Regions from separate parts of the Mus musculus genome. Here all the other regions are linked to region 2. A link is a loop called in an ENCODE intact Hi-C map of the cell type or tissue named here. Cell type or tissue: left cerebral cortex. All regions are shown on one strand. Links, peaks and the distances in the headings refer to the core of each region. The heading gives the core; the rest is flanking DNA.

Region 1 (10,497 bases), core at 2,498-10,497, 270 kb before region 2:
GATGATTCTCTGCCTGTGCCAAGATGGGGAAGCTAAATCACAGCCCTTGTGGGCGTATTGTACCAGGCACTACCGTGATCATCACCCCATCTACCTCCTGTTTAACATGTGTTATGTGCTATGTTGTTGACAGAGCCAACTAACATATTTATTTCAATGGAGCTATACAGTTATTCCATTTTTTGAAAGGAAAAGAATAACTTAACCAAAAATTGATTTCAAATGTTGTTACCTGAGAAATGTTAATATCCTTTGTAGTATACTAATCTATCACTTGACTTATTGGTGGAGAGGGGGTGAACTTTCTGTTCACTGAACAGACTTTATCGAGATGCTTTCTTCTGGATATGACATGGTCTTTTTATTCTTGAACTCAAAACAGCTGAGGTTACTCTCACAAGTCTTGCATGGAATTGCAGTTATCAGTGATCCATAAAGGATTATGGTGGAGCTCCTGCAGCTACACCTGGAGAGGTAATAATCTCTTCGGTACTGTGGGGAAGCATCACCTGTCAATTAAAAGGTTGATGGCCTATTAGCAACAGGCAGGAATTTGAAGGTTGGAATTCTGGTAGAGAAAGGGGAATTCTGGGAGATAGGACCAGGAAGATTTGTCACCTCTACTGGAAGGAAGTTTATCCATTGTATGGAAATAAGAACAGGTAACAAGTCACGTGGCAGACAAAGAATAGTTTAAAGGGGGTTATGAGCTAGTAGGGGAATAAGCCTAGTTTATGTCTGACACCTTTTTAAATAAATAACTAGCCTCCGAGTCAACACTCAGGCACTGGGGTGATGGGGAAAAGGACAAGGTTATAACCACTCCTTGCTGGATAACTATAAATAGATTCTGGTTCCCTGGAAAGGACAAGTCACTTGCTTCATATAACCACTGGAAAGTTGTCCTCACATATACTCTTGTAAGCAGTGCTAATTAAACTCATTGGATCAGAGAGAGTGGGGGACAGAGAGGGAGGAGGAGGGGGAGATAGGGATGTGTGGAGAGATGAGGTGAGGAAGGAAGAAGAAAGGAAAAGAAGGAAGAACAACAGAGATGAATGTAGGAGGGGAACTGTATAGGAAAGAAAGAAATGGAATGGGATGAGAAGAGAGACCGGGGAATAAATTAAATCAGATCACATTTTATATATAGACGAAAAATGTCAGAATAAAATCCATTGCTATCCATAATCAGTATATAATAATTAAAGATTTTTCAGAAGCCTGACCAGTTGTTAGGAAATTCTCCCCCACATCAGGCAGAATTACAGATGTCCTGGAAAAAAATTTATTCTTTATCCATACAAACTGTAAGGCTCTTTAAAAAAAAAAATGAATTCACTGTATTTACTTAGATAAAGGTACTTATTAAGGAACTTGGTCCATTCTGAATATTTAAAAGACTTTGACTAATAACTTTATCTTTTTTAAATACAGGGGAAAATCAAGATAGTTTAAAGACTCATAGTTTTTAAGTCACTCAAATAATACTCCCACTGGAAATACGCGCATTAGGACTCTCCCTTAGAAAGTCCTAATGTAAAAATGTTTATATTCATACTTATCTGGAACACTGAAAGCATTCTAAGTGATTTTTTTGTTTTATTTTGCTTGTTTGTTTGTTGGGTTTTCAAGACAGTGTCTCTCTCTAGTTCTGACTGCCCTGCATTTCACTCTAAAGTCCAGGCTGGTCATAAACTCAAAGATTTGCATGCTTTTCCCTCCCAGTACTGTGATTACAGGTGTGTGTGCCACCACATTGAGCTCATGTGCTTTGACACTAGCTGCTGCTAATTGCCCAGTGTTAGGTACATACTAGCAGAAGCAGAACAAAAGCTCTAGGGGCTAGATTGCAATGAAGCTCTTTCCACTTCCTTCCTTTAGTCTGTTGAGGCGCTGAAGGACAAAGGTTGCCCCTGATGATTGGTATGATCTATGAACTCATGAGCTCACTTCGTCTTTTCTTTTCCTTTTTTTTTCTTTATTTATTTTTATTAGATATTTCTTTATTTACATTTCAAATGTTATCCCCTTTTCTAATTTCCCCTCCGAAAATCCCCTATCCTTATCCACCTCTCCCCCTCCTTATCCACCTCTCCCTGCTCCCCAACCCACCCATTCCCTCTTCCTGGCCCTGGCATTCTCCTATACTGGGTCATAGAATCTTCACAGGACCAAAGGTCTCTCCTCCCATTGATGACCGACTAGGCAATCCCCTGTTACATAGGCAGCTAGAGCCATGATGCCCCACCATGTTTCTTATTTGATTGGTGGTTTAGTCCCAGGAAACTCTGGGGGTACTGGTTAGTTCATATTGTTGTTCCTTCTATGGCGCTGCAAACCCCTTCAGCTCTTGGATACTTTCTTTAGATCCTTCATTGGGGACCAATTTGCAAAACACATGAAACTCAAGAAGGAAAACCAAATGTAGATACTTCGATCCTTCTTAGAAGGGGAAACAAAATACCCATGGGAGGAGTTACAGAGACAAAGTTCGAAGCAGAGAATGACCATCCAGAGACTGCCCCACCTGGGGTTCCATCCCATAAACAACCACCAAACCCAGACACTATTGTGGATGCCAACAAGAGCTTGCTAACAGGAGCCTGATATAGCTGTCTCCTGAGAGGCTTTGCCAGTGCCTGACAAATACAGAAGTGGATGCTCACAGCCATACATTGGATGGATCACTTCGTTTTTTCATGCTTAATGAATTCAATATTTTAATGCTAACAGAATGATAAAGTAATGGCATTGGTTGTTTCAAAATCCCATAAGGTATTACCAGGACGTGCAAAAGTAGGGAAATTTGAGGTAAAGGAGTTAGAAATGTTGAGGCACACTTCATAACTACTTTTTGTTATTGAGTTCCTTTAATATATGATGGGAGTCTCGATTTGATTAGACTGATAGTTGTCCAACTTAGTCATAATGAGAACTTTTGGGTAAGATGTGTTAAGGGCATGGACTGAATATGAACTGAGCTATATTTTAATAAAGATGATTTAAAAGGAAGTGATAATAGATGCGAAATATATAAAATTCAAAACATACTGCCCAAAAGATTAGTTACATCCTATAACAGTGCTCCTCTAATGACACTATTGATCTTAAAAGACCATTGAGGTCTATCTCATGGTTCATAGTTAATGGCCCACAAGAATCCATCTAGCTGTCACTGTTCACACAGAAAAAGGTCATATCCTGATGGCCTGTGTCCTTTGGAACTCACTCCTGGCACTGCTGACACTTTCATTCCATAACAAAGATTTGGCTGCATCTTAGAAAAATGTCCTGTATTGCAGAGATCATGCCATGTGGTCTGGAAAGACCACACCACCAACTGCTCATTTTTTCCCTAAGAATTACTGAGTGCTAATCTATCATTTTAGCTTGCAAAACAAAATAGAGAGAAAGAGAGATAAACACTAGAAGCTTAGATTTTTATTAGCCTCAGAGGAAAGTAATTAAATTATTAAATACTAATGTGAAGATTTGTATTTGTTTTTTAAACTAATAGCATAAAGATAACTTATATGAGATTTTAAAAAGAAAAGTCTAACTAGGAATAGCAAGGTGTTTAATACTATGCAAATGTAACATTAGTTCATTTAATCTTCAGAAGCACTCTGGGAAAGTGCTACAGAAAGCTGTGCAGAAAATTGTAAGGCATGCTCGTTTAATCACAGAAAGTCTGTCTGCAAAATGCACACCAGGAAAGATGACTGTGATGTACACCATGGTGAAGTGGCAGCTACATGTCAGGATAGATTCATCAACTGTTAGAAATGTGCTCCTTCAGCTAAAGGGATCTGCAACCCTATAGGTGGAACAACATTAAGAACTAACCAGTACCCCGGAGCTCTTGACTCTAGCTGCATATGTATCAAAAGATGGCCTAGTCGGCCATCACTGGAAAGAGAGGCCCATTGGACACGCAAACTTTATATGCCCCAGTACAGGGGAACGCCAGGGCCAAAAAGGGGGAGTGGGTGGGTAGGGGAGTGGGGGTGGGTGGGTATGGGGGACTTTTGGTATAGCATTGGAAATGTAAATGAGCTAAATACCTAATAAAAAATGGAAAAAAAAACAAATAAATATGTATACCAGGAAAAAAAAAAGAAATGTGCTCCTTCAGTGGCGATGCAGGCAGTGGCAAAGGCTACACACTTGGGGTGTACATGGGACATCACAGTTTTTCTGTGAACCTCAAAGTGCTCTCAAAACAGTCAAATCAAAATTCAGAGAAAGTGTCACCTAAGCAGAGGCCCCATGCTTATTTTTCTTAGTTTACAACAGCCTTCATTTATTTATCTTCTTGTGAAACGAGTGCCTCTTTCAGTCACAGATGTAGGATTTTGTTGGAAGATCCTCAAATTTTATATTTAAAATTTATATTAAAAAAATCATTTTCTTTCCTTAGCAACTAGCAATGTTGAAAAGAGCCAGCCGTCCTCTGGCTCAGATCCACATTACCCATTTGAGAACATCAATGTTGGAAGCAATGGCAGTATCTGAGCAGATGTAGTTAGACTGTGTCCACAGACTCACAGTGAAGGGGTCACCTTCTTTCTTTGCCCATGCTGGCCAGCATGAGCTTCTTCCATATAGTAAAAGACTACCACCACCACCACACACACACATGCACATACATGCATACACACACACATGCACATACATGCACACACACACACACATGCACATACATGCACACACACACACATACATACTCACACACGTGCACATATGCATACCAATCTGGCTAAAAGTCTATTTCAAAAAGAGGCATTATTTTTAATTTGTTGTATGTTATAATATGTTTAATGTGTTGTATGTTATAACTGTACTTCCATACACATCTAAAAATGATAACTTTTATAGGTGAATCTTATCTTTCCAGAGTGTTCTTTCTAAAATAGTTCCTCTCTTTTGGATGATGCTCTTCTCTTGAACGTGTTATGAAATATTGTATGTTCAGAACTACATCCATATACAGTGTGGTAAAAAGTTGTCTGCCCATGTCCATTAAGTTTCCTTTAGTAATCAAGTACAAGAGAAGCCTGAAGTAAGCAGCCCTTCTCTCTGGGTATTCAATTTCATTTCTGGGTTCCTTTCATTCTTAGTAAGGTTTCAAGTATTTACTGTAATGTTCTCCACCACAACACATAAGAGAGGAGAAGTAGGCCTTTTATTTTCCTCTTCTCTGTTTTCTTACCATACTTTTGTGATTACATCATAATTCTAGCTATCGTTAGCATACATTTTGAATGTACAAATTGATGCTTTGCTTGCTCTTTCTCTGGAGTTTTTTCATCTATATTAAACATAACTATGTCTAAAACAAGTCTAATAAATCCTTAAAGTATCAAATTGGAACCAATAAAGACAAATCTGGGGAAATTATGTAGGTGTGGTTCTTGTCTAACCTACCGTCATTATGTTAAATCATGATGTCTGAAGCATCTGGTTGAATTTATATATTAAACATAAATTTTCTAAGTGACACTTTTACTAATACAATATGATTTTACTCTTCTGAACTTCCAGTCTTGTTTCATTAGAATGATATAAATAGCTATACTAGAAACTCACAAAAATTTTCATCAGATTTAAGGTTTATGGAACATGTCACCTAAAAGATGTAAAACCTATATAGCTCTCTTTTCTATTCCTTCCTTCCTTCCTTCCTTCCTTCCTTCCTTCCTTCCTTCCCTCCTTCCTTCCTACCTTCCACCCTTCCTCCCTCCCTCCCTCCCTCCCTCCCTCCCTCCCTCCCTCTTTCTTTCTTTCTTTCTTTCTTTCTTTCTTTCTTTCTTTCTTTCTTCTTTCTTGTTTCTTTGTGCTTTTTATATCAAAATAAAAAAGGCTTACAATGACTGGAAATGGAGTGCAGAATTGAAAGGGGCTATATTAAAAATATACACTTAAACAAAAATCACCTTATATTTTGTGCATATGACTGCCTTTTTTGTATTAAATTGTTGAGAGGGCTCAGTATACTCCAGGATTAGAATAATCCTGTGTTAAAAATAATTTCTGTATTTTCTCATTTAGCTAATATTAATTCATCTAATAAATTATGTGTATAATTTTACCCATGATCCTGCAAGTGACCTAAATTCAACTGGCCATGACAATGGGCATGTTGAACAGTCACAAAGAAGATTTGACAAGGAAGTAGCTATTGAGAGTACAGAATGGATGTACCGACAGGAGAGCGGTCACTATTGTGGTCATTACTGGCTTACTATTAGTGTGTTTTTTTTATGGTTCCAACTGACTTCTACAGATGTGTTTTAATGCAGAGTCAGAAGACTACTATCTGAACATGTGCCTTGCACACCATACTACAAAAGCATGAAAGAGAAGAAAAGAATGATCCATGTAGTAGAGAAAAGTACCAGCTTCATTTGCTGAAAATCCTATGAAATCCGTATAAACCTTCTTAGCAAAGGCTGTGTGGCACAGACTGCTGATGGAGCGAACATCGGGGTCCAGACTGGGTGGAGGGTATAAAGGCAGAGGAAGCTTTATATTCTTCATCAAGATGAAGCCTGTGGGAAATGTCAACTATTACAAAATGGGGAAGGTTTTAAAAAACCCTATCTTACCCGTGGTCCTTAAGGATAGGAACTATAATTATCGTAGGCACAATTTTAAAAATGAACTTTGACTCATTTGTCTCCATAGCAAAGTTCATCCTCCTGCATGAAGCAATCACTATGCATTTGTTAGGAGAATATTTCCTATTCAATTCAAACTTTACAATTGAATTAACAACAGCAATTGAAAAATAACCAGCAACTTTTTTCCCTTCCTTTTCTGCTCTTCCTCAATCGGCCTTTCCCTCTCTTGCCTTGGTTATGTAACTAGATCTTGACTAATTCTCTGAGTGAAAAAATAAAAAAGCTCACTCAATCACAGGCTAGCTGTATTATCATTTAAAATAATAAGAGCGCAGTAGTTCGAACAACATAAAGTATTTATTCTTAGTCATTTATCATTTTCACAGTTCTGCAGACAATGAGACCTACTTTTAACAATCTGCTTCTCTGGGCTACCATAGTCCTTTGTGTCCACCCTTAACATAAATACTAAAAGGATCAGACAGGCTGCTCAAATCAGAGGAGATTTAAAGCAATGTAGACGGAACCCTGAAAAGGAAACCACAACCTCCACACCCGCCCACCTGTGTTTCAGCTGCAAAGCTTCCAAGAAGAAAATTAACAGAGAAAAAGAGACTAGAAGTGAAATGGAAAATGAAGAGAGCAGTCTATGGAATTACTCTCTGAATCAGAAATGGAATACCCCCTCAACTCCTGGGTCAAGGTTCTGCTGCAAAGTTAGATTGTTTCCTGGTGCAGCTTTTTTTTTTTTTTTTATGAATCAAACTGAGGGGAAAAAAATCTAAAAAATAAAATCAGGCTAGGAAAAACAATCAAAGACTTACGGATTTTGTCACATGAGGGAAAAAACCTGCTGATATCCAGATTGTTCCATTGGTAGCTTCCACCCCCTCAGAAGAATCAATTGTTTAACGCATGAGCTCTGTCAATTCAGTAGACTTTCTAATCTGCTAGATTGTAAACCTCTTCAAAATGAATTATAATAAAACAATAGCAAGAAAAAAAAAGCATTAACATTTCAGCAGTGCAATTTCTTAGTCCAGATGGGAAACCACTTGAGCTTAAAATGGACTGTAATGAATAAGGGGGAAAATATAAAACCTTGTGTATATTCAATTCATAACCAAGATTTCCTGATGTGTGCTTCCTTTTAATGTTTCCAAATTTTACGTTTGACTATAAGACATTGCAGTTGAACGGTGGAGACTTCCATTAACCTACATACAAATGCACAGGCTAAATCACAGTGTGAAGTTATTTCTGGAATCTTCCATGTGGCTAAATGCTCAGAGAGAACTCCCAGGCTTCCTTAAAAAAAAAAATCAAGCCTCTGTCCTTCAAGGCAGTTGTTGACTTATACCCTGTCTTTCAGGTTCTTCAGGGACAACAATGCTCTCAACAACTTATGCAGTTCATTGCCCAATAATTTCTTTGGCACTTTTAGATTAAACTATACCCCCAAACCTTCCTTAACTGACTGGCAGTCTGGAAGAATCCGTTCTGGGGTTTATAAGTTGTATGCTAATCTTTCTTTTTTAATGTGAATGCTAACTGCTTTTGAAGATAATGAGATAATTTTAGACCTAAAGAAGCTTGTCAGTACAGAAATTTTCCACATACCTTTCATAATTTATTTGAACTTTAACAGCTTTCCATGAATATTCCTGTTCTTTTCTACAGTCTAATCCAGAAATTCTGCATCACATGAAAGTGTCTTGCCCTCCTCCCTCCATGCCTCCTCCCTTTTTTCATCATCCCCTCTCCCTCCTATGTTCATTCTTCTCTTGTTTCCTTCTTTCTATTCCACCTCTGGTGCTTGGTATCCTAAGATGCTCCAAGATTATTCCAAATCTTAGAATCAACCAGTTCTCCAAATAACACATTTTTCTTTATAAGAGACTGATATTGACAAACCATGACTTGGACATTAGGTATACCTTACTGCTTCTGGCTATTGCCAATTCTTCTTATTCTTCTTTGTGGATAGAGCTAAGGCCCCACTTGTTACTAACTTCAGTCTACTCAAACAATTCCACAACTCCAACCCAGAACCATGGGGCTCCTTTAAGCATTTACTATTCCCTACTCCTTGAAATGTGTGACCTGCACACCTTTCTCATCTACAACATGTCCATCTTCTTGATATGAAGGTTTACATATGTTTGTCCAACAGAAAAACACACACTTCTGAAAAGTGTTTAGAGCTACATCTCCACTTGGAGAGTTCTACTCCAAACAGTTGTGAACACCACAGACATAAATGTATAGTTTCATCAGCACAGGTTTGGTTTATGATTCTCTATAGTGTTAAGAGTTGTCACATATCATATGAATACAACCTCACCTTTAGTAGCCTTCCATATCTGTCTTCTTTCATCTAGCAGTAAACATTTAGAGTTCATTCTGTTCCCATATGCCCCAGTAAGCAACCTGTTTCTTTCCCTTGTTGAATACTGCTCCATTTTACAAATGAACCACACAGTTCCCCCTCATTAACAATTTCATGACACTTGCATTGCTTCTTATATATAATTAAAACACTGTAAGTAGAACCTGTATGTGTATACACATAAAAGTTTTTGCATGAGTAAAACTTTCATTTCCCAGGACTATACGCCCAGAGGAACAATGCTTAGAATATTTTATAAGAACATTTAATTTAATGTTTTAAGAAACTAACAGATAATTTTTTGCAGCATCTGTATCATTTTTATATTCCACCAGTAAGATAACATATGACCTTACGACTGCTCTTTGTTCTTGCCAGCATTTATTATTATGATCAAGTCCACTGCCAGTATACCGTTCGATTAGAGTCATTTTTTACTGTTCTTCAGTTGTCTATAACAATTTTGTCTTGTATCTTCTTTTAGTCCTGACATTGTTCATTCTGTCTCCTCTGATTTGGGGGGGCCTTTTTTGTTTGTTCGATTGTTTTGCTACTAATTCTATTAGTTACTAAAAGTAGGACGGACATCTCCGACTACTTTTGTTTGCAATACCCCATCTGAGTTTTGTGACTTCTCAGTCTGTGCATTTTGAGGTCATGTGGTTCACCCATCAGTGTACATTGGCTATCGTGACATATTGTTGGGGAACTGGTACTTTCATTATGTGATATTCTCCTTTGTAATGATGTCTCTTCTCCCAAGTACTTCATTCCTCCACATTAGACAGGATCAAGGGCTTTCTTTTGGTCAAACAGAGCTTTTTCTCAGAACTTTCTATGAGACATTTAAAACTTTGCTGTTTTATCTTTGTCTTGTGGACAAAAGACAGCTGAACCCTGAAGTCTATTTATTTTGTGTAAGTATACTCCGGAGTTTGTTTCGTGTGGTTCTTTCCTTCCCACATTTTTAATTTGTTATTTATTTTGTGTTGTGTCTGTTGAATGTTACCCACAGTACTATGCTTTTTCATATTAATTGTTATTTAAATATCTTTTAAATATTTTAGTGGCTTTCCTAGGGCATAAAGTACATGTCTTCAAGTTATCAAATTTTTATTATTTTGCTATTTTACATATAGCATTACCATGATTTTTTAAAAGTTCTCTGCTACTATTTTTATATATTTATTTTTATTCTATCTCTTATCATTGTGAAATCAAAATTACACATATATTAGAATACTGAAAATGATTGTAATCTGATATTGTAGGCTTTTCCATTCCTCATACTCTACTCTATTTATGTTTCTATTTGGCCAATTTCAGCTTCATCTTCTAGTTTCCTTTGGCTGTGTCAGGTCGAAAAATGATCTCATTAAAGGGAGCCATGGCTCAGTGGGTGATGGCATGAACACAGGTCCTCAGAACCCACAAAGCTGGATAGTGACACATGTGTGATCCAGCAGTCTTGGGAGGCAGAGA
Region 2 (10,705 bases), core at 1,191-9,190:
CAGGAGGCAGAGACACTTGAGGCACGGAAAGACCTTTCCAACCTACTGATAAGAGAGAAAACGCAGAAGTAAAGCTCTCAGGATGACACATCCCCAGTGAGTGTTGTTTAGATGTAGAACACATGAATGGGCGTGGTGCCGTTCCTAGAGCAGAGCTCAGACTTGCTGGCTTCCAACAGAAGGTCCTCACAAGTCTGTGTGGAGTAGGAAATCCATATATTGTACTGTCAAATCAGAGATGAGGAGAATTTTGTTTTCTGCAATTTAGATGTGTTTGTCCATCTTTTAACGAAACAGTTGCAAAAGTAGAGTTCTTTTTTTTTTATTTGATCAAGGCAAGTAAGCAAATAATAGGCAGCCCTCTAGAGTCATGTCAATTTTTTTTTTACAAGTATTTCTAGGAACTGTGAATTTAAGAGTTTGGAGACTGTTAATCTAATGATTTTTAAAGATGCAGATGTTTGGGGAAATCTTTTTATAGAGAGACTCTAGATTTGTGATAAAGATGCAGGTGTTTGGGGAAAATCTTCATATATAGACGCCAGACTTCTGGTTTCCATTCACCTGGAGGACTGGGCTATCCTAGACATGTCAGAAGCACCTCACATTTTGGAGCTTCCTCAGAGGCTGTCTGTGCATGGGGAAGCATTTCTATGCTGGGGAGGATGTAAAGGCATCTTGACCAAAAATGTTCATTTTCTCAGATGCTGGCAAGTATGGGCAAAAGTTCGACGGTGACTAATAAGGAAAACGTTGAGGTGGAGTTGAGACTTAATGGTTTAAAAGGAGTCACTCCAGGCATGTAGCTGCAGTCACTCTGAAACCAAGTTAAGCCCATGGAGATGTGGCAAGGAAGGCCACATTTACTTGTTATCTAGACAAAGAAGTAGGATGCTTTATCTGCTTCTCCTTTGAACAGCTATAGCTACCCCAAGGCATGAAGTGATCTAAGGCATTTGTTTACTTGTTTGTTTCTTATATTTCTGGGACTAATCATAAACATTGAATGTCTGGGAATGTCCTCCGATAAGTAGGTCAGATTCAGATGTCTGAAGACTATAATTAAAGAGGAGTATCTGGTCCTAAGTCAAAACACAGAAAGTGATTGCTTATGCTACAACCGGGCCAGCCTTCTTTCTCTTATAGGGGTTAAGAGGTCAAAATATTAATTTAGCACTAGGCACTTCATTAGAAGAAAGATGATAAAAATTAGCAAGAAATATTCTGTTTCCGATGGTGGAAGTGAGGTGGAACCTGAGAAGCTGGCTCCAGAATTCCCGAATGTCACTTCCTGTTCATCTACAGTTACAATTGAATCCAGACTATGAAAGTAAAATTAAAGACACTTGTCACTGGCTTCTGGCCTCTGGATTCTCCAGTGTCTCCATGAGGAAGAATGGAGATGTCAGGTAGACCTAGAGGAAATACATATTGTACTAAGAAAAGAATAGATGCCTCAGTCTGTAAAAACCTTGCCATCTGAGCAGGAGGATCTGAGTCCAGAGGCTCAGTACTTAGGTTAAAGCTGGATCAAGCATTGCAAGTCTACAGTCTCAGCACTAGAGAGGCAGAGACAGCTCTTTCGCTGAAAGCCCAGCCAAGATAGTCATCTAATCAGAGAGATCCAGTCTCAGTGTGAGAGTCCAGCTAAAGTAGTAAGATGAATGGGATTAGAAAATGGTTCATGGAGCAGTGGTGGTGCACACCTTTAATCCCAGCACTTGGAAGGTAGAGGCAGGTGGATTTCTGAGTTCAGGGCCAGCCTGGTCTACAGAGTGAGTTCCAGGACAGCCAGAGCTATACAGAGAAACCTTGTCTCAAGAAAAGAAAAGAAAAGAAAAGAAAAGAAAAGAAAAGAAAAGAAAAGAAAAGAAAAGAAAAGAAAAGAAAAGAGGAGGGAAGGGGAGGGGAGGGGAGGGGAGGGGAGAGGAGAGAAGAGAAGAGAAGAGAAGAGAAAAGAAGAGAAAAGAAGAGGGTTCATCATTCTATGTTCCAGGGCATCAGAGTTCAATTGCCAGTATCTACCACAGTTAGCCCATAACTGCCTGTAACTCTAATTCCAGGGAATCCAAAGCCCTCTTCTGGACTCAAACACCCTCTTCTGGCTTTTGTGAGTGCCCATGTACATGTAGCATATACTCACACAGATACACATAAAAATAAAATTTCTTTAAAATTATATAAAGTGGTGAACCATTGGGAAAAAAATACACAATATTAGTTCCCAGCTTCCATATGCACACATACACACAAGCATGCATGTGAGTGCACACACATGCGTGCACACACACCCATACTTACAAATATCTATATATAAAATCTCAGTCATAATTCAGAACAATTTGCAGCAAGAGTTATGTATTTCAAGTTCAAGAAAAAAAATGACACCAATACAAAATCATTGGGAGCTTTCTGGAATTTAATTATTTTGGATTTAGTTAGATTCTTTTGTATTTTTATAGTAAGTAACACAAAAATAATTCACTCCAAATAGTCCAAATTCAAAGACTCAATGAGAGAAGCAATTACTTGTCTGCTCAGTATAAGTTTGGACAAGAAATACTTGATTTGTAATGCTACTTATAGGAGCATATCTTCTTTATTACATCATTCACTTTGAACAAATTTATACAGAAATGAGACACTTGAAATATAAGGTCTTATTTATAGAAACAAACAAACAAAACAAAAAGTACTTTTTAAAAAAGGAATCATTATAGCTGTGGTCCTGTAGCTCTTCTGGTCTTCCTCTGGCTTCATCTCAGACAGACTCAGGTTGCATCCTGGGAGACCCTCAGAAGTAGTCCTAGTGGTTTGGCTTTACTTGTAGAAGAGGTGAGTTGAGCTGGGCAATGGTGGCACCTTTAATCCCAGCACTCGGGAGGCAGATGCAGGCGGATTTCTGAGTTCGAGGCCAGCCTGGTCTACAGAGTGAGTTCCAGGACAGCCAGGGCTACACAGAGAAACCCTGTCTCGAGAAACCAAAAACAGAAAAAAGAAAAGAAGAGGTGAGTTGAGGCTCTCCTGTGGAAACATGTGCTCTACTAAAGAAAATAAGATGTTTGGCACGGTATTGAAAGTATCACGCTCCTTAAAGAGAAAGTGGAGAGCAAAGGTCGGGATAAGAAATATAACTGAAGTCTGTGCCAGGTGCTAGCATCACTGAGAGACCCAGAAAGCAGAATCCCCAACAAACAAAAGAACAAGCAAGGATAAATTTGGCAAACCACAAGTTCTAGGAACCTACCAAATTAAGGGTTAAAAGGTGCTATCCTCGGAGACTATAGGCAGTCATCTTAGCTGTAAAAATGCAACAGAACATTTCCACAGAACCTCATTTTTTTTGCTCTCCAGTTTTCCTTTGGAAAACAATTGTGAATGATCGAAGCTTCAGCTTGAAGATCTGAAAACCTTCAATGCTCTTCTCACAGAACTAGATGTAAATGAGAGCTAGGGTCTTAGTAGATGATGCACCAGAAACTACTTTAAAACATCATCTTGAAACTAAAGACATTTATGAGATTTTCCTCACAAAGCAATACAAAGGACTATTCTCACTTAAATAACTGAGTTTTGCAGGCATAACTAAGAAGCTAAAAAGAACTTAAGAGAGTTATTGGACACTGGACAAATTTCAAAACACACTCGTCCAATAACACTCCTACGATAGATTCATCTCAAATACTCCGCCCTTTAAATCTACATAAAATAGTGAGTCCAAACTTTGACAGATTATCTGAGAAGTGTCCTGATGTCCTAGAAGTTTTTAGTGATCTTGCATCATTAGACATGTGACCTATTCATCCACTACACTTGAAAGTAAGGGTTCCAACCACCTGCTATGGAGTGTCTGAGTCTGTCAGAGATGTACATTCATCAAACATGCCTCTGACATGTTCCCTAAGCTAATCAGCCAAAGTGCACAGCTGCTTTCGAGAACCCACCCTTTTAATATGCTGACTCAGTAATAAGGAACAGGGAGCAGTACTGAGAAAAGTCCTTTATCCCTTGAAAACTTGGAAATAAACAAAATAGTGGAGTGAGTTCAGTAGACAGACTGGCAAATAGAGGTTTTCCTAATTTTCAGTCCTACACATATGAAAGGAATAAGCCTCATTATTTTATAATAGCAACACTTACTAGAAGATTCAACAGTATGTCTGGCATTATTGGAAGTGTCCTACTCTGTGGGTCTTGTCTGATTCAATCCTTAAAACCACCCTAAGGAAACAAGAGATTTGCATGTGACCACAGAGCAGAGGTAGCCTAACAAACCAGTTAAGCTGAGCTGTGTGACTTTAAAGGGTTCATTTTGCCTCTTAGCTAGAATTCATCCATCCCCAGGAAACTGTTCTACCCTCTCAAGACGATTAATCACACCGTTTTCCTCAAAAGTCCGTCATCCCCCATCTCCTCTTTTCTCCACCTACACAGCCACAACTCTGTTTAAAAGGGAGACCCAGGTTTTGAGGCATCTGAGGTTTGTGTATTTGAGGGAACAGACTTAAATAAAGTGTATAATAAACCTGGATTCATTACATTTCAAATATGTGTGTGTGTGTGTGTGTGTATGTGTGTGTGTGTGCGTGTGTGTGTGTGTGTGTGTGTGTACGCATGTGTATATATGTCTATATATGCATGTCTATATATATGTATGTGTATATATAGACAAATGCACATATTCATATATACACATCCACTTAAAGTGAGCAAGGAAATTACATAATTGAAAAATCTAGTGTTAGAAATTGAATCAGGGATCAAGGCTGAGAGGCAAGCACTCCATCACTTATCAGTGTTCCCCCTGAAAGGCAAGTGCTCCATAGCTGAGCTGCATCCCCAGCTCTCCCTAACCCCTGACTTCTTAAACTATTGAAATCACTGTATATGTATGAAAATGCAAAAGCATGTTATTTTTATTCACTGACATATTCATACACTTCTATAAATTTTTCTTTATGCTTTGGCCAAATGCCTTTTGATCACTTCTTCATAGGACAGCAGCTTTGTGAAGCCTTGGGTAAAGACAATGAGAATTCACTCTTCCTCGAGTAGGTTGAAGGCTGTAACTTATGACTTAAGTTGTTCTTTTCAGCTTTCTAGTTCAGCCTTGCAGCCATATGGTACTGTGAGACTTCTGTCAAGTTTGGGAAGGTCTATTTCTAGTTTCTTTTGTGGGGAAGGTATAATACTTCTTTTGGAACAGTTTAATTCCTTATCCTAAATATATTTCAAACCATCAAGACTCTCTGAGAAGTCTATTGCTGATGTTCTCATTGAAAATGGCACAATTTTTATGTTTCATCTCACCAATAGTAAAAAATTTACAGTTTCCTAATTTAGTCATATGGAGAACTTCATTTCATTTCTTAGATAATCAAATTGTCCGCGAACTATCGATTTACTTGTACACCAAAAGTCTCTTCTGCCTAATTAGTGAATGAGCATTAAATCATTCAGTTTTTGGTATTGGGATATTGTCTAATCTTATTGTTTATTTCTATCAATTTGTTGCCTATCTAATTAGTTTTTAACCTCTATTTCTTTGATTCTGCAACAAATATAAAAAATTATCAAATAATGATCTCTCATTTATATAATGGAACATTTGGAAGATGCATTTTCAGGTTATATTTAAAAGAGCATATGCTTGTCTCAACTGTGGCTTGTGAACATGTTAAAATAGCCCAGAGACACTTCAATATCACACCAATGGGTACTGTGGTAGAAGGAAGGCTGAAGAAATGGTCATCTATGTCCTTCTCAATGAAGCTGCCTGAGGAACTTCCTGGATATTATTTATGCTTTCCCAAACACTTCTACAAGCTGTTTTCATACAGTATCCTACAACACTTCTCAAAAAAAAAAAAAAGTTAGTTTATATCACACTCACCTGAAAACCTGTCTGTGGCTTCTCACTTTAAATGAACCAAAGGGCAAACTACTTCTTGCTGCATGTGATACTTGTCCTGTATTCCAGTTCACTGACTCATCTCATATCTTCCCTGTTGCCCTTCTGCTCTTCATGACTCATGTTCCCACAAATGGGTGTTTTGCCATCCTGATGAGAATTTACAACTTGTGAAACAACACATCTAGTCCAGCTCTGACGTTGCAGGATCGTCATGAGGATGCAGGTGAAGACAAGATGCACATTTTGACTCTTCCCAAAACCATTGTTGCAATAGTTCTTACTACTACAAACACCATTCTGAAAAAGCGGCTCCCTCAGAAGACTAGACCTATTGTGAATCACCATATTGTGCATATGGTACCCATGTATACATACAATATGTATAAACAAATGGCAAGGGTATTTAGCTATAGTAGCTTGCCTACATTACAGATATTTTATCAAATTACAGTCTGCATTTAGAAACCTAGCTTGTAATTAAAATACAACGTATGGCAGTATGTTGCTTAAACTAAAATAGCAATGAGAATCTCTACAGTTTTAGTCAATGATTTCTTACAATCCTCCGCAATCAGAAAGAGTCAATGTTTTCCAACAGTAACATCAAGCAGTAATGTTGCTGCTCTCCCTGGTTCAGAGATGAAAAGATGAAAATGAAAGAGTTGGTTCAGGTCATGTGTAATCAATACAACAGCCAAAAAGAAGAAAGGGGGAAAAAAAAGGAGTCTTGTCATTCTTGAGAGTATTTGTTCCCTCACCATACTGGATTTATTTCCTCTAGACAGCCACATCAAGCATTTTTTGGCCATATAAAACCCAACTCAGACAAATAGGGAAATTTGATGACGAGATTAATTTAAAGAATTGATCAAAAGGAAAAATGACAGATCACATAGCATGAGGTCATGGGTACTTACTTCCCTGTTATCTGTCCACAGGATATAATCAACATGGAGTTTGATAATGTCTACAATTTCTCTTCTTTCCTGTACCACATGACAGGACATTTGACAGACAGGCCATCTTTCAAATGCAGCCTCTACAGCATTAAACCTCTGGCACTTAGCTAACAATAATTCCTTCAATGATTCCCATCATATGATGCAAATTTAAGGGCCACCTAACTCGAAACCTCTCTTAAACAAATTATATGTGGAGATAAGATAAGCATACTGAGGTGGCCAATATTATTATTTTTCCATATTGTTCATCTACTTCTTTGAATACAATGATCTAAAGTCATTTACTCTGAGATAGCCACAAATATATGTTGGTTGTCTGCTCCATAGTATAGACCTAAACTATTTTACAATGTCATCCTTTAGAAGTGTTCACAGTCCTGCAAGCATGATATTGTTGTTATATATATTTCAGCTTGCCTAGAATATCTTTCTTTTACTGTTGAAAATAGATTCTTCTCTCATATAGTAGATCCCAACTAGAGTTTACCCCTCTTCACTCCTCCAAGATCCCCACCCCCTGACCTATCATCCCTACTTGACCCAGTATCCCTCTGTCTCCCTTCAGAAAAGAGCAGGCCTCAAATAGATAACCAAACACAACATAACAGAATTCAAAAGCCTTCATATTGAGACTGGACACAGCAGCCCAACAGGAGAAGAGTTCCAAGAGCAGGCAAATGAATCAGAGACACACCTGCTCCCACAGTTAGGAGTCCCACAAAAAATACAACCATAGTATATACACAGAGGTCCTGATGTGGACCCCTGCAAGCCCTGCGCTTGCTGCCTTATTCTCTATGAGCCCATATGAGCCTTGCTTAGTTGTTTTAGTAGGATGTGTTTTCCTGATGTCCTCTATCCCCTCTGACCTATCTCTCTTCAGCTGGATTCTCTAAGCTTCAAGGGCAGGGACCAGATAAAGATCTCAGTTTAGACCATCTCTCTGTGAAATGCCTGGGTGTGGGTCTCTGCATCTCCTCCCTTCCTCTGCTAGACAAGGCAGTGACCTGAGAGTATAGCATAATAGCATTAGAAATCATTTCATTGATTTTTCTTTTTTGACCAGTCATGTTTGGTTCTATCTTAGGTCTCAGTCTCCAGCAGCCAGACAATGTTGAACATGGACTTTCTCTCATGGGTGAAGGCCTCAAGTTAAATCAAACATTGGTTGGCTACTCCCACAAGTTCTAACCCACCTTTGACCCAGCACATCTTGCAGGCAGGACAAAGTGTAAGCCAAAGGTTTGGTGTCTGAGATGGTGTTCATGTTTTTTCCTCCATAGCCTACAGAGAAACTTCCATCACCAAAGAGACTAGAACATAGGGGTGAAGGCTCCATACAGACACCTGTTTGACCTCTCCATATCCAATGAGCTGTGTGGATGGTGTCCTCAGCAATGGGGACTGTTGTCGGTTAGCATCAGCCTGGGTTGTGTTGGGATCTCCAAGGGACCACTTGGCCAACAACCCCATCCAATACAACCCTGTCTTGCCTTTGGAAGCTTTGCTTGGCTACAAGAAATGGCCAGTTGAGACTCAGTTTCCCCCATTACTTGGAGTCCCCACTAAGATCATCTTCATAGATTACAAGAAGTTTCCTCTGCACTACATTTCCACATAGCCCCTCAAATGCCCACCAAATCCACCTGTCTCTCCCCACACTCTCCATCCACCCCATGTCTACCTGATGCTTTCCCCCTCTTGTTCCCAGCTCTATCCACCCCTAAATTCACCCATAAAATCTATTCTGCTTCCCCTTCCCCAGGATATCCGAGTATCTCCCCAAAGAGCTATTTTCTTTACCAAACCTCCAGGAGTCAAGTTTGATTTTCACATACTTAGCTGCTAATATATACTTGTAAGTGAATACTTACCATTTTTGTCTTTCTGGGTTACCTCATTTGTGATTTTTTTTCTAGTCCCATCCATTTCTTTTTTAGGTTTTCCAAAATAGTGGAGTACAGGTTTTAAAAGTATGTCCTTGTAATTAACTGAATTTCCTTGGTGTCTGCTGTTTACTCCACTTTAAATCTTATTTTATTAATTTGGCTAATCTCTCTCTGTCTTTTGGTTAGTATGGGTAAGTGTTTGTCTATCTTGTTGACTTTCTCTAGAACCAACTCTTCCTTTCATTGATTCTTTGTTTTGTTCTTTTTGTTCTATTTTGTTGTTTTCAGTGTAAATTTTATTATTTCTCCCCATCTACTTCTCTCCGTTTTGTTTACTTCTGATTTTTCTAGAGATTTAGGCGTGTTGTTAAGCTGCTATTGTGACCTATCTCCAATTTTTTTATGCAGGCATTTAAGCCTATGAATGTTTCTGTTAGCACTGTTTTCATTGTATCCCATAAGTTTGAATATGCTGTGTATTCATTTTCATTTAATTATAGAGTCTTTCATTTCCTTCTTTATTTCTGTTTTGACCCATTTTTTCATTCATTAGAGGCTTGTTTGGTTTCTATGAATTTGTAGGATTTGACCCATTTTTCATTCAGTAGAGACTTGTATGATTTCTCTGAGTTTGTAAGATTTCTGTTGTTGTTGATATCTGTGGTAGTCAATATGGTGCTGGGATTTATTTCAATTTTCCTGTATCTTTTTAGACTTGTTTTGTGTCTAAGGATACAGTCAATTTCAGAGAAAGTTCCATGAGGTGAAAAGAAGAAGGTATATGTTTTGTGTTTGGGTAAAATGTTCTATAAATATCTGTAAGATCAATTTGGTTTATAATGTTAGCTCCAGTATTTCTCTGTTTAGTTTTGTTTGGATACCCTGTTCATTGGTGAGAATAGGATATAAAAGTTTCCCACTATCAGTTTGCTTGGGTCAACATGTTATTTAAGCAGTAGAAGTGTTTCTTTTACAAAAGTTAGTACTCTTGTGTTTGGGGCATAAATATTATAAATTGAAATGCTTCTTGGTAGATATTTTCTTGGATGAATATGAGGTTTCATTCTTCATCTCTTTTGATTAGATTGGTTTGAAATATACTTTGTTAGATATTAAGATGGCCACACCAGCTTGCTTCTTATATCTGTTTGCTTGGAATATCTTCTTCCAAAATTTTATACTGAGGTAATATATAGCCTTGATGTTGAGGTTTGTTTCTGTATGTAGCAGAAGGACGGTTACCGCTCCCTTATCCATTCTGTTTCTATGTGTCTTTTTATTGGGGAATTGAAACCATTGATAATTGAGAGCTATCAATGACCAATGATTGTTGATACCTATTGTTTTGTGGTGATGGTGGTGGTGGTGGTGTGTTTGTGTGTGTGTGTGTGTGTGTGTGTGTGTGTGTGTGTGTGTGTGTTCCCTTCTTTTGGTTTTACTGGCCAAAGATTATTTATTTAGCCTCCTTGGATTGGAGCTTTTCTCCATGTTTTTTCTGTGGGGCAGGATTTGTAGACATATATTGCATAAATTTAGCTTTATCATGGAATATCTTATTTTCTCCATCTACGATGATTGAAAATTTTGTTGGGCCTAGTAATCTGGACTGGCATCTGTGGTCTACAGCACATCTGTCCAGACTCTTCTGGCCTCTAGAATCTCCTTTGAGAAGTCTTATATAATTCTGATAGGTCTGCCTTTATATGTTAGTTTGTCTCCTTTTTTAGTATTCTTTCTTTGTTCTGTAGATTTAGTGTTTTGGTTATTATGTGGTGATGGATCATTTTTTCTGTTCCAATGTATTTGGTGTCCTATGTGCTTCTTGTATCTTTATTGGCATCTCCTTCTTAAGGTTAGGAAATTTTTCTTCTATGAATTTGTTAAAAATATTTTCTGGGTTTTGAAGTGGGATTCGTATCCTTCCTCTATTCCTGTCACTC
Region 3 (10,705 bases), core at 1,885-9,884, 80 kb before region 2:
AGTTCCAGGACAGCCAGAGCTACACAGAGAAACCCTGTCTCGAAAAGACCAAGATAGATAGATAGATAGATAGATAGATAGATAGATAGATAGATAGATAGATAGATAAAACTAAAAGTATAATAATGGTCAGTCAGAAAAAAAATGAAGGAAAAGAAGGGGACTCATGGGCAAGTGGTAAAACCAACAGACTTCAGAGGCTGATGAACTGCATGTTCATGCTCTCCCCAAATTCACAAGTTCAAATCTCACCACCTCTGGGGAGTATGAGGTAGATGCAGTTTTCAGTGTTAATTAGATCAGAGGGCAAAATCCTTATGACAAGAAACAGTTTTCTTCACCCTTAAAAACACCAGCAAGAAGAGCTGTTTATGAGGCAGAAAGCTGGCCACTTCAGAAACTAATACATCGGCACTTTATTCAAAGATGTTCCAACCCTGAAACTATGAGAAATTCACTTGTTTTTGCATCTGCTGTGTAGCTGGTGGCATTTTGTTTTAGCGGCACTAGTGGCATAAGGCACCATGGAAAACAGAAAACTTCACCAGCATAAAGACGTCCGTCTGGTGCATATATTCCTCAGACCTAAATCTCTGCACGTACTTTTAAGGGCGTGAATCAGAAGCAGCACAACACCATCTCAGGAAAAGCACCAAAAGACAAAAAACCTACCAAAAGGCAAGAATTCAAATATCTTTGGTTTTCAAAAATATATAATTTTGGGTTGGAGGAGGCTAGGCTTTGAAGCATCTAGGAAAGTGTCAGTCTTGATAAGAGTCTTAATGTGAATAGATCCCCTTATAAAACTTTTTTTTTTAATTTATTTTTTTAATTAGGTATTTTCTTCATTTACATTTCAAATGCTATCCCAAAAGTCCTCCAGAACCCCCCCTCACTCCCCTACCCACCCACTCCCACTTTTTGGCCCTGGAGTTCCCCCTTACTGAGGCATATAAAGTTTGCAAGACCAAGGGGTCTCTCTTCCCAGTGATGGCCGACTAGGCCATCTTTTGATACATATGCAGCTAGAGACACGAGCTCCTGGGGGTACTGGTTAGTTCATATTGTTGTTCCACCTATAGGGTTGCAGATCCCTTTAGCTCCTTGGGTACTTTCTCTAGCTCCTCCATTGGGGGCCCTGTGTTCTATCCAATAGCTGACTGTGAGCATCCACTGCTGTGTTTGGCAGGCCCCAGCCAGACCAGGCCTCACAAGAGACAGCTATATCAGGGTCCTTTCAGCAAAATCTTGCTGGTGTATGCAATGGTGTCAGCGTTTGGAGGTTGGTTATGGGATGGATCCCCGAGTATGGCAGTCTCTAGATGGTCCATCCTTTCGTCTCAGCTCCAAACTTTGTCTCTGTAACTCCTTCCATGGGTGTTTTGTTCCCAATTCTAAGAAGGGGCAAAGTGTCCACACTTTGGTCTTCATTCTTTTTGAGTTTCATGTGTTTTGCAAATGCTTTTTAAAAGTGGCAGATTGTCTGGCTGTGGTGGCACACAACTTTAATCCCAGCACTGGAGAAGGAGAGGCAGTTGAGTCTCTAAGTTCATGATCAGCCTGGTATACAGAGCAAGTTCCAAGACAGCCAGAGCTACAAAGAGAAAGCCTGTCTAAAAAAAAAAAAAGTGATGAAATGAACTCATAATAATCCTCTAATAAAGAGGCCCCGGACTTTGTAAAATGTGAAGAAGCACTTGTAAAGGATATGTGATTAGAGACTGCATACATGTTCTCTGTAGAGAAAACCCAACTGTGAAGTTCTAAACAGAATAATAAAATCATATTTCTCCTCAGCATCCTAACCCTATATTTGTCAGAAAAAAAATTGTTTTCAAAATATGTCAACCGTGATCATAAGGGAAAGTTTGCAAATTGTTTGCTTCTAAATCCAATGAAGCAAGTATTTTTAGTAGGGCTCTGTAGACCAGGCTGACCTTGATCTCAGAGATCCCCATACCTCTGTCTCTCCAGTACTGGTATTGAAGTCATGGACCAACACAGCTCAAATTCACCACGTTTTCCAAGTGTTATAAGAGAATCTATTAACATTAAAACTCTTATCAAGGTTTATAGTTTAATAAACATTTCAAATCATAGCTTTCTTTAACCAAAAATTGCATTTTTGGGAAACCCAATGATATATGAATTTTATCTTTTGGGTCTTTCCTAGTCTCTTAATTCCTGGGTACATCATGAACCTCTGGTAGGTGTGTATAAAGAGAGAGGGTACCCACCTTAAAAAAAACTTTGTCCTTTTTTCTAAACTCAACATTGCCATGAAATACTCTCTGTATTTTCAGAGCTTCGCTTTAGGGAAGAAAATAGGTTGTCCGAAGCCACCCACCAGATATTTCAAACCTGGTCAATTGCTCTTTATCTCACCTCATCATCTTTACCAACTTACTAAGTGGTTTTCTAAGTGACTCCATTTCTCTTGCTTTAATCTCTCTCCTTTACCCCAAAGAAAATGTTCTTCTGGTTGCCTGATTTCTGGTGGTCCCAGCTACAGAAGGTGCTCTGCCTGATCTTAGAAGGAGAATTCAAAACTCTTCCAGTGCACACCTACTGAAAAAACACATCCTTCATATGAGACCAATCCTGAGAAAGTTTCCAATGTCTTTTTATACCCATACTTTGAAAAAATTATATGATGAGTTAGGTGTGTATGATATTGTGGTTTCCAGCCATACCTTGACGTGACTCCCTAATGTTTGAAATAATTTCCAAGAGCATAGTTTCATTTACTTTAATCACTGAATAATTCATTCACATACCAAATCACCCAGGAAACAAATAGTACTATTGGTTAGTTGGTTTTCTGAGACAAGGTTTCATGCTGTGGCCTAGGATGGTTCAGTACCACTACTCTCTTGTTACTTTTCTTTTCTCTAAACCATTCTCCATGCTCTGTTATAAGTTCTTGGGTCTTTTTTACTAATTCCTACCATGATAGATAGATAGATAGGTAGATAGATAGATAGATAGATAGATAGATAGATAGATAGATAGATAGATAGATAGATAGATAGCTTATGTAATGTCATTTGTATGCATATTTTTAGGGCTCAGTCTGTGGTATAGGATAACCAATTTACAGGCTTTTTCCTGAGGAAGACAGTTTCTCAGCTTCTCAGCATTTTCCTGTTGCCTTTACTCTGTGTCTTGGCTTGCAGCTTTTGTTCATCCTTGCTAGCATATTTATTGCTGTTATCCTTATTCAGCCCATGTTTAGGCAATCATGTGGGCAAGAATTTATGGGTATACCTTCCGACATTACTAGGAGATACTATATAGCTAAGCCTTTATACAAGTTTCCATTCCTTCCAAGTCCCTAAAATGTATGTGTATTTATACAATGAGAGCTAACTGTCTGTGTAGTTTTGTCTTTGATACTGAGTTATAACCAACTTATTCCATTGAACAAAAAAACATAGACAGACTTATACAGGGACCACGTCAAGGTAGTGGAAACATTGACAGACCACCATACCTGTGCAAATTGGTTAAAGTGGCAGACTACTTCCCATTCTCCATTCCATGCCTCTTTCATACACCGCCTCTTCCTTGGATTTCAGCCCAGTTATTAGTCTCTGACATCATCTTTTTCATTCCCTTTCTTCATTGTTATTCCTTTACCTGTCATATGTTCCAGAATTTGTGTTTTTAAGAGTAGAGAGTTTATTTGTCTCTGTTTATTTTAGAATTCCTTAACACCTAGTCGGAAGCCAGTAATATTTGCTAGATGGAGGGAGGGATACATGGGTCGATAGACCTTGTTCATTATCCTACGCCACCCATTCTTTTTTAAATTACTAAAGTGTTTGATTTAACCTAAGTAATCCTAAAATTAAATAAAAAAATTCCACAAGTTTATTGTCAGTTCAAAGTAAAATAAATCTATCGTATGCAATTATATCTTATCTCTAAAGACGAGTCAAATAAGAATCTGGAAAAATAATAACCAGCCTGATTGAGTTGAATAAATACCAAAATGCACCATTTATGTGAGAATCCTGCTTTCATCTTTATCAGTTGTCCCCTGGATGAAATTATTTTAGGCATCAGGGCTTTGTGAATGTGCCTAGCTGACCCAATAGTTACATAAGTTTGCTCCCTAAATCTTTACATAAAAGATGACTATTTCTAAACTCCATCTGCACATGCTTCAAATGCTATTATATGGATGATCCACAATTATCTCTGAAAAGAAAGAACAAATATTGTAGACTTCTTCACCCCATGGAAGACAGGCTAGATGCAGTCTCTGTAATCTTGAAGAGCGAGTACCTTTTCCAGAATAATCACCAAGGACAGACTTTGATCACCAAGCACCTGTTCATTTCTTTTCTCCATAGTCTCCATCAAGTCAGCCACAAAGCCCATTAGGAATGCAGTTTTGAGTTTGTCTGGATGAAGTGGTTAGTAATTAGTTCCTTTTACATTTGGCAATTGTGTTAACACAACTCAGTAGGTGTCTTGTTAATTTGTTCATTACTAGGTGGATGAAAATGTGCATCTCTTCTGTGAATACCAATTATTCCTAAATGAGGTAATTTTACCAAGACAGTGAAATTTCTTCATTCTTCCCTGGTTTAAGAATATTACTGCCAAGAGTGAACAGTTCCAAACAAAGAAAGCCGTGGGAGGTGGAGAATGGTCCCCTTCCATGGATAGTGATGGGAGGCAACTGAATTATTTTTTGCAATCTTAAAAGGAAGACCATTTCAGAGTGCGTAGGACTTTAGAAAGAAAAGACTGGGCACTTTTGGTGTAGTTATTTCTGCTTCTTATTCAGGTAGCCCTGACTCTATGAATTGTCTTTACAGGATTAAAGATTAAGGAGACATGTAACAAATGGGATCTAAGAAGAAAGGACAGTAATCACACCTTCATCTTCACAATTTGGTCATAGTCCGTGGCATGACACGTTAGTAGACTCAGACTCTCAACATCTTCTAAGAAGAGCTGCCAAGTCACATTCGTATCTTCTGGTCTGTTTTTCTCCCATCTCAATCAAATAGCTACATTAATTTTCAGTTTTCACTTAGTTGAATTTTTGCAGGATTAGCATTGCTATGGGTTAAGGATGGATTAGGGACGTCTCTGAAGAAACGCAGAACAGAATCCATTTGTATTTTTATAAAAATGGAGAGTATTTTTCTCAAATTTGCATCTTTCAATATATCCATAACACGTGTGCAGGCTTCCATTTCTTCCTAGATAAACCATGTTTATACATATTTCTCTGTGTTCATACACATATTCTCTGAACAAAAATGCCAGGGAAAATTGATTTCTACCCTTCAGGCAGCGGACTTGATTCTCAATACAAAATGAAAGGGCTCTAGCTGTCCATTCTGGGGACAGCAGATCCTGAGAGACCCTTTCTCCTACTTTCTTCTTTTTCACAACTACAGAAAAAAAAAATGTTAACTAACCTACTGACAAGCTTTCATGACTACTTTTATGGCCAGTAGAGAAGCAAAGAAAATATAATTGCCTTCATCCCTGGTAACACAGAGAACAGGTTAACCCACTGACAAGCTTTCGTGACTATCTGCAACGCTCTGGAGGAGTAAGGGAGATATGATTGCCTCCATCCCCAGTAGAAGACATGAGTCATGAAATCCCTGAGATGCCTGCTGTGAGTCTTTCTCCCCCTCAGCTACTCCAAATGAGCTTTCACTCTGCTGCCTATGACAGTCTCTGCTCCCTCCACCATGGATAACACTCAATTTCTTTCCAGAGGAGTTAGAGTTTTTTCTTAACTTGGTATTTTATTATGTCTCACATCAAAGAATCACTCTACAGAAATCTCATGTCCTAACTGGCAGATCATTTGTGTGAGCTAGTTTCACTCAATTGAAAATATAGAAGAGAACATGGACGGTATATTATATTCCACATAGATGGTGGTGAGATTAACAGTAGGTTTACTATATAGAAATTTCACAATAACCATTACTACTAATAAGTAGTGAACATTTTAAAAAGAAAACACTAATAAACAGTTGACAGTTCTCAGGTCATCAAGTGCTATCCCAGCTATCTTACTTATATTTTAGAATACCTAACCCCCATTTACAATAACCAGGAGAAATAACCAGGAGAAATTATCTAAAAATGAGGATTCTGAAACACAGAGACATTTGATATGTACAATATTCTATCTCTGTTAGACAACATTGCACTAAGGCCCTGCTTCTTTTAGTATCAATAACATTTGGAGATCAGGATTTGAGTCATATACCTCCCACTGTGTTTAGCAAGAAGTCTTTTTTTTCCAATGAGTGTAGTATCACATCAATCATAGGAATTCATATTTTAGCAGGATATCATGCATTCAGATCCTGTTTGTATAAAATTCCCTAACCCCTTGAAGGCTTCACTTCCTCTTCATTCAATGGATATAATCACAACACTCCCTCTAAAGGGTTGGGGGCCTCATGGTTAGCACAGGGTTTACTCTCTAGAAAAGATTCAGTAGCAACTAGTTCAATAGTAACCTGGAACATAAGAGTAGAAGAGCAGTAGCTATTTGCAGGAGAAATAAAATACTCTGTGCGTGAATTTTTAAAAGATGGGATTCTTTTGTTTCATTACTTCCTTCTCAGACCAAACTAGAAACAAAAGCCCACTCATCCATTCTAAGTGTTCACACAGCATGGCTGTCAGCTCATAAATCTTGGTTGTCTGTTCACACCTTAAGAGCAATAGAAGGAACATTGAGCAGGAGGTGTCTTATTCCACAGGGCACTGCTAAAAGCAGGACTGAAATAATCTGTACTTTTTCAGTCTGAGACCTGATGGATAGGCTCCTTGGCTTAAACGTGGAATGGGGATGCATAAGGGGGGGGAAACAGGTCTCCAAGTCAAAGTCTTTACAATGTCATACACCACAGATGTAGGAAATCTGCGGAGCCCAATGAAATGGGGACACCTGAGTTAAAGACAGGCTCTGGGAGACATCAACTCAGTATGTTTTCCATGCTGGATGAGAGCCAAGTCCCTGAGAGATTCTGCTGTCATTTCTTTTCACAGCCACTGGCAAACAAGTGTAAAATGTAGCAAGCTAAAGAGACAGGCATGGTGGCAGGGACTTAACAGCAAAGTTAAGTAGATGAGACAGAAATGTGCTTCAGCACCCAAGAGAGCTCAAATATGGAAGAGAGGGAGCAGAGGCCAAAGTACACCGAGGCCTGTAACACTTAGCCATGGCACAGCCTTCCAATGAAAGAAGTATGCACTGCAAGGCAGCAGTGAGTGGGATGGGAGCCATGTGGGGCTGCTGCATCAATCTCTCTTGGGTCCCTTCCCATTTTACCATACTGGAAGCCTGCAGCTGGGCCTGAATATAAACGCTACTTCTTCAGAGGAGCATATGTAGAATGTAACGAATTAATGCTAACACATTCATTCAATTTCTATTTATTGACATGTCATTTTTCATCTTGACGTTTTTATCCCCAAAAGGGCTGTTTCATCAGACATGGAAGAAGAACATCAACAAAGGACGATGTCTTTATGATGCTTTTTGGTTCACTCCATAGCTCTTCCAAGACCAAAGACTACAAGGAGGGTTTTACCCAGATGGCTTCAGAGACAATGTGGTCCCACCACAGAAGTCTTTTCTCATGGTGCATGGCATCTGGTCTTATAGGATGGTAGTGGCAGGGGGTGAGGGAGTAAGGGGTGGGGGCATCTTTGCGGTAGGTAAGAAGATTTCTTTTGCAAAACCACCATATGACACAGTCTTAAAGGGAATCATCTGTCTTTGCCAAGATTCGACCAAAACTTCAAGGGAATTTGAATTTCCTTACTATGGATTTAAAGACCTCCAAAGAGGGAAGCCCAGATTTGGAAAGAACAAAGGAGCCAAGGAAAACTTCACAGAGACTTCAACCGGATCAAACCTTAGCGCTTAGAGTTGTCTATTGTCACCTGAACAGTCTTGACTATTAATTTCCAAACCATAAAATACCCATGTCAGGATCTGTGTTAATTTTTCTAGGTTTTGAAGCACTCTGAGAAGATGAGTAGGTGTGCCTGCGGCCCTTCTGTGAGTCACTGCCAATCTAAAACTTAAAACTCTGAGCTCCAGACTTGCAGCTCTGACCTCACACCTTCAGGATCAGTCTTCTTAGATCCACCAGACAATGCCTTCAAAGATTTTATGGCAATTAGAGTAGGAACACTGTCTCCTATTAGGACACACCCACCAGATTCTCCTTCTGGACCTTGGCATGGTTGTTGCCAGTGAGCACAGAGCAGGAGACAGAATTAGTGCTTGAAGTCGTCCAATCTCTAGGCAGACTTCTTAATGGCAGAGATCGGGCCTTATAAGGAGAAAAGTCTGGAGATGGGAATCCTCCCTCGGACATAGCTTAGGAGGAAAGTTAGGGTGTGGGGGAGCAGAGAAGCAAGCAGCTCATCCTTTTGCTCTTTAACTTGAAACTGACCTTAACTGAGTTAAACTAATATCATGCCACAACATTGTTTCTAACACGGCAAACCACCGTTCATCTGTTAATTCTTTTTCTGCTTTGCAAATGTATACTATATATTAAGGAGCTCTTACATAGATAAAAATAGAACTCAGAGATTTCTGCTTCATTTGCTGCCCTCTGCCAGGTAGGTAGTGGCAACGACATTCACAGACATTTTCCTGTACTCTACACTAGTTAGGTTTTAAGGGCGGAGGCAGAGATGGTCACAGACATTATTTCAGACCTAGCACCAGCGTTCACATAGGTGAAAATAAATTCAATTGTAAAGAAAGGTAGGTGTGCACTAATGATGGATCAGGCAAAATGTTATTTTGTTTTTGCTAGGTCAGGGGAATAGGCGGGCAGATGTTCCCTCCAAAATATTAAAGGCGAAAGCTGGGCGGTGGTTGCGCATGCCTTTAATCCCAGCACTCGGGAGGCAGAGGCAGGGGGATTTCTGAGTTTGAGGCCAGCCTGGTCTACAAAGTGAATTCCAGGACAGCCAGGGCTATACAGAGAAACACTATCTCGAAAAAAGAAAGAAAGAAAGAAAGAAAGAAAGAAAGAAAGAAAGAAAGAAAGAAAGAAAGGGAAAGGGAAAGGGAAAGGGAAAGGGAAAGGGAAAGGGAAAGGGAAAGGGAAAGGGAAAGGGAAAGGGAAAGGGAAAGGGAAAGGGAAAGGGAAAGGGAAAGGGAAAGGAAAGGAAAGGAAAGAAGAAAACTGTCAAATTGCACTCACTGACCAGGTTCTCTTCCAAAAAGACCTTATTTACCATCACTCTTCTTTACCTAGTCATTTATTGGTTCAACTCACCAGACCATGTGCACTGGCTTTTCAGGCAAGAGCTGTGCTTTGTACGCTCCAGAGAGCTTCTACAGTTCTCCAGCCTTCCTCAGATCTGTGCAGAAAGCACAGGTGGAAGCCTCCCTGCATTCATCAGGCACAGCATCGGAGCTGCTGTTAGGTTGAACCATCCCAGCCTCACCTTACACGGGGTTCTCTCCTATCTGAAGACTGAATAGGGGCTTCATAGGCTCCTGAACGTGCAGTGCTGGCTGTCGCAGCTCTTCTGTAACACTCTGATCTCCAATGATACCATCTCACACATTAGTTCTTAGAAATGGAAGTAAGCCACAAGGAAAGGAACTCTTGCTTCATTCAGCTTTAGCCTCACATCTTCATTTTACTGGCAATTTTCTCCAAAACGCAACTCAGCCAAATGTGACCATTTACTACAACTGCCTGAATCATTGCTTCAAGCACTTTAAAATTCAGTAACCAAGTTTAAAGGTTATATTCAAATTTTCCAATACTTATATAAGCAGTGATGGGAAGGTTGGATTTGATATTCACTGAGAATAATTTGGAGGAAGAAAGTCATGACTCAACTCTGGCTACACCCCAGGACCACTTCCTACTTTGAGCTTTTTTTGTAACTGGATGGATGCCTCCTGTTCCAAGTCCTCAGAACCACCCATCCAGCCCTCCATTATAGTAGGCAGGTAAAACTTTATCAAAGGGAGAAACAAAGAGGCCTGACAGATGCTGCCGCCAGGGCTTCAGCAGCCAGGTTAGCTTTGTTCTGATGCCATTCTGTCCGGCTTAACAAGCAGATATTAAGAAAAGTTTATAGAGCGCCTAAATGAAAGGTTGTCGGTGGAGACGAGAGCTGCCAGTGGGTACCACACATCACAGCTGCGTGTAGACAAAGCTGCAACTGGCTGAGAGCAAAAGAAGTTTGATATGGGAGCAGCTGCTTCCAGCCCCTGCTCGAAGCAAGGCTTAATCATCTGGCACCCAAGAGTCTGGAGAGAGAGACAAGGCAACTGGGAGTATTCTGGGTGTGAGCCGCATCATTACATTAGATACAAATGATTTATTTGCAGAAATTGGTTCCTTGGCTGGCCCTAACCTGGAGTGACACTTCGCATCCAGAACCTGCTTGCCTAAGCACAGAAGGACAATGGCCACAACAAAAGAAGGAAGAGTTTCAAGCCAGGGATTAATGCTGTGACTTAATGCTTGCTAAGGAGGGGCCTGACAAATCAAACAAGGCAGGGCACAGTATGGAAAAGCAATCTAAGGTTTCATGGTCAGTCTGTGGTATGTGGGGCAGGCCGATAGGACTCTTTTTATCAATCTGCAGTGACACTAAAGTCTTCCTGGGCTTGCATTCCTTTCAACTGAGCATTTTGTTTTGCTTTGTTTGAATGCGT

The links. Hi-C counts contacts between places; a loop is a spot of excess contacts. Peaks named below come from ENCODE experiments on the same cell type or tissue, not always from the same donor. Only the 100,000 strongest peaks of a DNase experiment are listed, where the experiment ranks them.
Region 1: it touches region 2 in a loop (3-fold over the local background); 2 of 42 quality-filtered maps call a loop at or near these places.
Region 3: it touches region 2 in a loop (11-fold over the local background); 2 of 42 quality-filtered maps call a loop at or near these places.

The regions. Positions count from the first base shown.
Region 1 is chr15:51,199,086-51,209,582 of GRCm38, forward strand. No RefSeq gene overlaps it. Among named protein-coding and RNA genes, the nearest start is that of Gm34446, 120 kb to the left of the region's middle. In left cerebral cortex, for the core only: no CTCF peak of the experiment used is centred there; DNase peaks (open chromatin) are centred at 4,470, 6,438, 7,154, 7,844 and 1 more place; H3K27ac peaks cover 2,440 bases.
Region 2 is chr15:51,466,231-51,476,935 of GRCm38, forward strand. No RefSeq gene overlaps it. Among named protein-coding and RNA genes, the nearest start is that of Gm19303, 76 kb to the left of the region's middle. In left cerebral cortex, for the core only: no CTCF peak of the experiment used is centred there; DNase peaks (open chromatin) are centred at 4,371, 5,091, 5,745, 6,053 and 1 more place; H3K27ac peaks cover 220 bases.
Region 3 is chr15:51,385,921-51,396,625 of GRCm38, forward strand. It overlaps Gm19303 (predicted gene, 19303), which reads right to left and starts at 9,690. Exons shown (of 6, transcript NR_045092.1): 1 at 9,475-9,690. In left cerebral cortex, for the core only: no CTCF peak of the experiment used is centred there; DNase peaks (open chromatin) are centred at 4,651, 5,633, 6,744, 6,981 and 1 more place.